Linked DNA regions of Homo sapiens: region 2 is linked to region 1. Evidence: chromatin contacts called from ENCODE Hi-C or POLR2A ChIA-PET data. All regions are on one chromosome and are shown on one strand. Each heading gives the region's core, a stretch centred on a gene start or an enhancer-like site at or near the end of the contact. The rest is flanking DNA. Distances are from core to core; before and after follow the strand shown. Region 1 overlaps LINC02669 (long intergenic non-protein coding RNA 2669). Region 2 overlaps LOC105376360 (a long non-coding RNA gene).

Region 1 (3,337 bases), core at 219-2,718:
GCTTACTCTGCCTGGAAACCTCCTTTCTCTCTCCCCACTTCTGAGGCTCCGCTCAGGTGCTGTTTTACCTGAAACCCTCCAGGCTGTTCTCTCTGGAAATGCCTCTCTCTTCTGCCCTTTATCTTCCACCTGAATGGGAGGATGTCTCATTCCTAACACTCAGGACAGGTCTTCATAGCGTTTATCCTGCTTTGTCATCTGCATGCCCCACAGGGCTGAGAGCTCCAAGGAGCTGTGAATCACACCTCCGACTCCCCCCAGGGTACAGGAACGGGGTTCAGAATGCTCTTCCCAAAGGTGAGATACAACATGAAGAGTGGTTATTTCTGGGTTATGGGATGAAGAGTAATTTTTTTGTTTTCTTTATTAGACGTTACTAAATGAACCTGCTTGGTGTTAACCACATGTGGCTTTTATAATCAGAGAAATAAAACAAAACTGACAGTAAAAATACATAGAAGAAGGATTATGTAAAATTTATAATTAAAAATTTGTTGATTTTAAATGATGGTGCTTAGAGGGTATTACCTTTGTCTTCAAATTGGAAAGCCTCAGCTGTCCGGGGTAATGATTTGCCCAAACACTCCATTTAATTCGAGTTTTACTGTCTGTATTTTGTAACAATAAGATTATTGCTTCTATACCCTACACATGCGCAGAGAGATAAAGGAAGGGTATGTTCTTTTAACTTCTTTTCTAATCTTGGGTCCAAGTCAAGGGATTTTATTTCTAATGCTTGGTCTTTACAATTTTTCTTTTTTCTCATTTCTCCTTGATTTTCCAAAAGGGAAAAGGGGAAACTCTTGGGTTTTGGTTTCAGCATTATTCCCAAAAGACTTCAAATTAATTTACAGGACTCTGGGTTGAGCGCAGTTGCCTTTCTGGCCTGAGGGTGTAAACTTTTTCTTAGGCAAATTCCCTGCTGAGTTCCCAAAATAGCAGAGAGTAAATGTAGTCCCACGTGTTTTGAGTCTAAACAGATGTATGTATGTGGATTTGTAAGTGAGTCACATCTATACTGTTCTTTTACTCGAGAGTAATTGGGCCAGGCACTGTGGCTCACGGCTGTAATCCCAGCATTTTAGGAGGCCAAGGCGAGAGGATCACCCGAGGTCAGGAGGTTGAGATCAGCCTGGCCAACATGGTGAAATCCCTTCTCTACTAAAAATACAAAAATTAGCCTGGTGTGGTGGCGCGCACCTGTAGTCCCAGCTCCTTTAGGAGGTGGAGGCAGGATAATTGCTTGAACCAGGGTGATGGAGGTTGCAGTGAGCTGAGATCGTGCTACTCACTCCAGCCTGGGTGACAGAGCTAGACTCCGTCTCAAAAAATAAATAATACAAATAAGTAAGTAGCGTAATCGGCAGAGTATTAAGGAGTCATTCTCCTGCCAGCCACGCTGAATGCACACACCCTGATGGCAGTGAACAGCGTCCACTGGATGTGAGCTTAGTGCTGAGGACCAGCACGCCTTTGCTAATGTCCTCAAAGGGAAGGCCCCTGAGGCTCGGAGAGCTGATGCCCTGCCTGGGGTCTCAGGCTTATGCCGCTGGGATGTCTCTGCTCTCCTCTGTCTCGTGACCACCATGGCGCAGGCTCTCTCTGCATCTTTCCCATCCTCCCCACCTTCCCCCTACAGTTGCCCTCAAGCTTCAGTTCCTAAAGTAGAAAAGAAATAAAAATAAAGCGAAACCAGTACGATGACTCACTGGTGAGCCAAGTATAATTTTCCTTTAATACCGCACAGCATATAAGGCTAATTTTGAGACAGCTCGCTTTCCCCCATGGAATAGCCAGATAAAGTCACTTTCTTGAGGAAACACAGCTGCTTCTAAAGAGAGGAAGAAATGACTTTCTCTGTGGTGATCGCCCGTTTGGAATGTCCCAAGGCTACATTCAGTGCCCCCTTCGCCACTTCCTCCACCTGGGAGCACCGCAGGAGTCGGAATTCCAAGTGTGGTTCATCCACAGCCTCTTTCTCATGGCCTGAAACGTGCTTTTTACTGGAAAACACTCTGATACATCCTGAAGCTAAATGCTTCTTAGAATACACTGTGATGTAACACTGTGATGGAAATCATCCCGTAAAAGCCGAGTGAGGGCAAGCATTCCCCAGTCAGGCGGCGTGAGGCTTGCCTGACGTTCACGCACTTCTAACAAGAAAGGAGGTAGCTCACACTCAACGCCGTTACTTAAGTAAGGTTAATAGAACAGCAGACAGGAAAAAGCACAAAAACTTAGGAAGACACAGAGCCATGGGCTCCCCGCCAAACACCTTCGGTGATTGCAATACAGAAGACGGCACGTGGAATCTGCCCTTGACTCCTTGAAAATACGATGTGACCGAGTTTTCAGTGTTAACAGGAACCGAGACAAAAACGTTCACGTATTTTGTTATCATCTGTGCTCTGGGACATGAGTTATGTTCTTGAAAATTCTGAGTTTGGGCTACATTATTTTAAGAGAATTCACAATAAAACCTTATATAATTATTTGTTCTGTGATGGAAATGTTCAAAGAAATAATCTCTTCCTGGGTACAAAAGTGGACATTAGGATAGACCAGAAAGATTAGTCCTCTTTATATACAAAAACAGGTTTGGAGAGAGGATTGTCAAAGAGGTGGAGAGGCAGCCTCAGAGAGAGAGAGAGAACAACCTCAGATGAGTCATTCAAGTCTGCTAAACTTCAACTTACCCAAATGAAAATGAAGATAATGATACCTGTTCTTATAAGGTCAGGCAGGTATCATTGTTATGACAGCAAATGAGATGCTTCATCTGAAAGCGCTAACCAACCTTGAGACAGTATTTAATCCCACTGAAGACACCTCTGTTCATGAGCTTTGGTGCAGAAACTAGTTTTCAGAAACAAATCAGTTTAAAAAAAGTACTTAAAATGTATTTATATAGAGTTTATTTGCATTACATTCCTAGAAACAATGTTTGGTTTTGAAAAGAGCATAGATACACTATGTTTGGCTGTAATGTGATAATTGTGTTTCCAAGAAAGCTTATACTGTTAGAGATTATTTTATAAACTATTGATTCAGTGGGAAAAGTTTGGGAATGGCAGTTGGATGGTTTCAGATTTACAACTGAAAAGTTATTTTGCAGATAGGCATTTTAGTGAGTAGGTGAGTCAGTCATCGCAGATGTATAAAGGTTAGCCTACACATCACGGAGTGATTCTTTCATTTGAACGCACTGATGCTTCTCACACAGAGTGGCCTTTCCCTCCGCTTTCCACCAGCATCATCAATTTCCAGGCATCTCACGCATTCTAGATAATATTCTCACTCACTGTTACAATGTTGAATGCACAGAGCTACTCAAAGT
Region 2 (3,337 bases), core at 251-2,750, 44 kb before region 1:
TCCTCTTCCTCCGTCTTATTTCTGTCCTTCTCTAAAGGGTGCCAGGGGACCCTCTAGCTTGGGCATCTCATTTTGTGGATGTGGGAGGTGTCTGTGGAGAAGACCCTCAGAGACGAGGGCCCTGTGTGTGTGGGGGAGAGTGGGGGGACTGTTTAAATGACAGTACAGGACCATGTATGGCCTAGAAGCATTTTCCCAAATTCTTCAACTGCATAGTTTTTTGAAGATTTAAGAACATGCAGGCACACACACACTGTTAAGGAGTAAGTTGTGTCCTTAGTTTTCAGGTGTTGAAGTCTGAACCTCCTGGGAAGGTGAGAACTGTGGTGATGAGGTCTTTCCAGAGTTAACTGAGTTAAAACAGGGTCATTAGCATGCGGTCTCGTCCAATCTGACGGTGTCTTTGTAAGAAGAGGAGATTGGGACACAGAGGGCGATGGTGTGAGGACGCTGGGAGAAGATGGCGTCTACCAGACAAGAAGAGAGACCTCAAGAGGAACCAACACCTTGTTCAGGACATCCAGCCCCAGGGAGTGTGAGAACCTGCATTCCCACTGTTGAGGCCGCCTGATCCACAGTGCTTGGTTGCCGCAGCCTTGGGAGATGCGTGCGCCAGGCTTCAAAGGCAGCTCGTCCCTCAGCACCTCTGCAAGACAGGGTCTAATGTCAACTGCTAAGGGGGTTTCCAGTTGCATCAACTCCATCCCTTCCTCCTTGGCCGTTACTGTGAATACACAGCCCTGAGCCTCTGGTCTAACCCTTGACATGAAGCGTGTGGCCTTCCTGTGAACGCCCCTGTGGTGAAAAGTGTGTTATCTCGGCATGACCTGTATTTCCCACATCCAGAGCCGAAGGAATGGGCATTAAAGTTCCAGCTCTCATGTCCTCTCTCTCCATGGTCCATTCCAGAGTCCACACCAAGGAATGTAGGGAACAGAGGCTAGGTTAGTGTAACTCGGCCTCCAGGGGCTGACGTGCCCTGGGTCAGCAACCGACCCTCACAACGATGCTCTGGACAGTGCTGAGGTTCTGCAGGTGCTCCGGCTTGATTTTCAGAGTGCTGTGTCAGGGGGAGACAGCAGAAAACACACTGTTTTCCTTAAAATCTCAAAGGACCGGTGGCCCCAGACACTCTGAGGCCACCAGGAGGCTTCATGCACGTCTCCAGGAGTGTGACATGTTTTCACGCCACATCTCCGTGCTCCAGCGGATTCATGAAGTTGGGAGCCCACTGCCGCCGCCTCTGGGGCTGCCTGGGGAGATGGGGCTGAAGAAAGTGACCTGCGCCTGGCCTGTGCCTGCTTGGAGGTTTCTAAGTGTAGACGAAGTGTCAGAGGAGTCCATGTGGGCTGAGCTCTGGTCTCCCAGGCACCAGCATCTCATTTCACTTACAGCACAATTCCAGGAAGCGCACGGGCACCACGAGGCCCGTTCCTCCTGCTGAGATCTCCCCTTGTATCAGCAAGTGTGACTCATGGCTTCCAGCTCTGACACAAAGCCTCTAATGAATGTCAGCTAACAAGAGGCAGAGTCATGGCTTTCTTTAAGTACATTCCAGAAAGTTCTGGCAAGTTTGAGAAAATTGTGATGCCACTAAGTCATTGGCTCTGACTGAGGCAGAGAACAAGCCAGTGAAGAGAGGCAGGGGTCGCGAGGCTGCGTGGCACCCGGGCCACACACGGGTTCCCGGAGGCGGCTGTCCTGCATGGTAACAAATCATTGGCTGCTTTCCACTCGGAAGGTCCACCAGGCAAACCTGGGGCCCTGATCTGACCTCCTCACTGGCTGAGATCACAGTGCCTGAATTCCCGTTCTGCAAAACCCGCGGTCCACAGCTGACGCTGGGAGAGAGGCTCCAGGATCTTGGGAATGGGGAGACGTTTTATGTAATCGGAGAGCAGAAATCTTCCTCCTGTGTTTGCATTAACTGATAATGCCTGGAGGGTTTTGTAATTCGAGTATGATTTGGTTGTTAAAAAGAAAACATCCATTTTATTATGTGTGTCGCCCAAATTCAAATCTCTGTCTTCTTTTCTAAAGAGAAAATATGCTAAAAAATGATGCCATTTCTCTTACAATACAGTGTTGTTTAGTCAGGAGCCACTTCTGTGAAGATCCAATGATGTAATCGACAAATATTTACTTAAGGACTAAATGAACATACATGGAAAATACCATATCTTTGATGTATAATAATAAAAGTGAAAAACAATGTCTTTGCTCTGGCGTTATTGGATAATGATGACAACAACATTGTTACACTTTGCAGTTACGGGCAATGTCTGCCCACTTCACAGGGTTTGTTTTTGCCTCTGGAGTGAGATCATGGGATTGAGATGCAGACAGCTCTGAAGTCGGGTTAGAGCAGCTTAGGAACAGGATGAAACTTCGGATAGGCCTCAAAACAGGGTCCCCATGCAATGAATGATGCATCGCATGAGACACACAGACACACAGACAGCAGCAACAGACAGGCTGGACCCCTAACAAACAGCAGACACACAAAACCAACGCCACCCGTGCCCGTGCAGAGGCTGCTGCTGCTGCTGCTGCCGCTGCCGCCCTTTAGGGTTTGTGGTCCCTGGTTCTGTCATCTGCCCTGCCACACCCCAGCTGAGTGGTTGGGGAAACTGGCAGCCTCACCTGTGCCTCAGTTTCCTCATCTGTCATGGGGTGGGAACCATCCTACCTCTCAGGGGTATTTATGAGCCAACCATATACGTAAAGGGCTAAATGGTGGCTGGCGTTTAGGAAGGCCTCAATTAGCTATAGAGGGAATGTATAGAAACAGAATTTAAGGCGCCCTGAGGTCAAATGGTGAAGGATGGGAACTGTGATGGGAGGCCACCTGTCCTAGTGTGGAGCATGTGGAAATAGGTAATTCAGTCAATGGCAGGGGCAGGTGTCTGCTGTTAATGGAAACCAAATAAGCATCTGGTCCGTTTCGTGCCCAGCATGGTGCCAGGCACTGGGAGGATACCAGAGCTTTGGAACGATGCTTCCTTTACAACATTCCAAGGCTGAAGTCAGGAGGACCAGATCTCTTTTAAATGATGTCATGCAAATACAGTAGAAATGCAGGAAAGGGCTTCCTGCAGAGGTCAAATTTTAATGAGGTATTAAAATATAGATAAAATATTGTGAAGAAAAGTAATTTGAATAGGCATAAGATCAGAAATTAAAATAATGGACCTAGACAGCACAGGGAATTAAATTATGGAAATGCCTAAGAGGCGTCAATCCCAAAATTGAGGCTCAAGTTAAATAATTTGGTCTTAGAAAAACATAAAGTTCAAAATATTGTACTGAACTTACACAAAAGCAGAATTTTTCATAG

Evidence for each region. Hi-C counts contacts between places; a loop is a spot of excess contacts on that map. ChIA-PET counts read pairs that join two places held with the same protein, here RNA polymerase II (POLR2A).
Region 2: a loop to region 1 is called in a map of ascending aorta, with 2.2 times the contacts of the local background. The contact joins two enhancer-like sites. A Hi-C loop is called at or near these places in 3 of 168 maps with a recorded cell type or tissue (ascending aorta, endothelial cell of umbilical vein and heart left ventricle). POLR2A ChIA-PET finds 5 or more read pairs at or near these places in 2 of 52 experiments (PC-9 and activated T-cell).

What each region holds. Positions count from the first base shown.
Region 1 is chr10:3,493,113-3,496,449 of GRCh38, reverse strand. The region is part of intron 3 of LINC02669 (long intergenic non-protein coding RNA 2669); the gene reads left to right. The region is part of intron 1 of LOC105376360 (a long non-coding RNA gene); the gene reads right to left. The region is part of intron 1 of LOC124902538 (a long non-coding RNA gene); the gene reads right to left. Among named protein-coding and RNA genes, the nearest start is that of LINC02669, 8.1 kb to the left of the region's middle. Within about 2 kb of position 1,468, at least 7 of the 41 ENCODE cell types and tissues checked have a DNase peak (open chromatin) inside an H3K27ac peak, as active enhancers do; they include ascending aorta, where a contact is called at or near this core.
Region 2 is chr10:3,537,399-3,540,735 of GRCh38, reverse strand. The region is part of intron 1 of LOC105376360 (a long non-coding RNA gene); the gene reads right to left. Among named protein-coding and RNA genes, the nearest start is that of LINC02669, 36 kb to the right of the region's middle. Within about 2 kb of position 1,500, at least 8 of the 41 ENCODE cell types and tissues checked have a DNase peak (open chromatin) inside an H3K27ac peak, as active enhancers do; they include ascending aorta, where a contact is called at or near this core.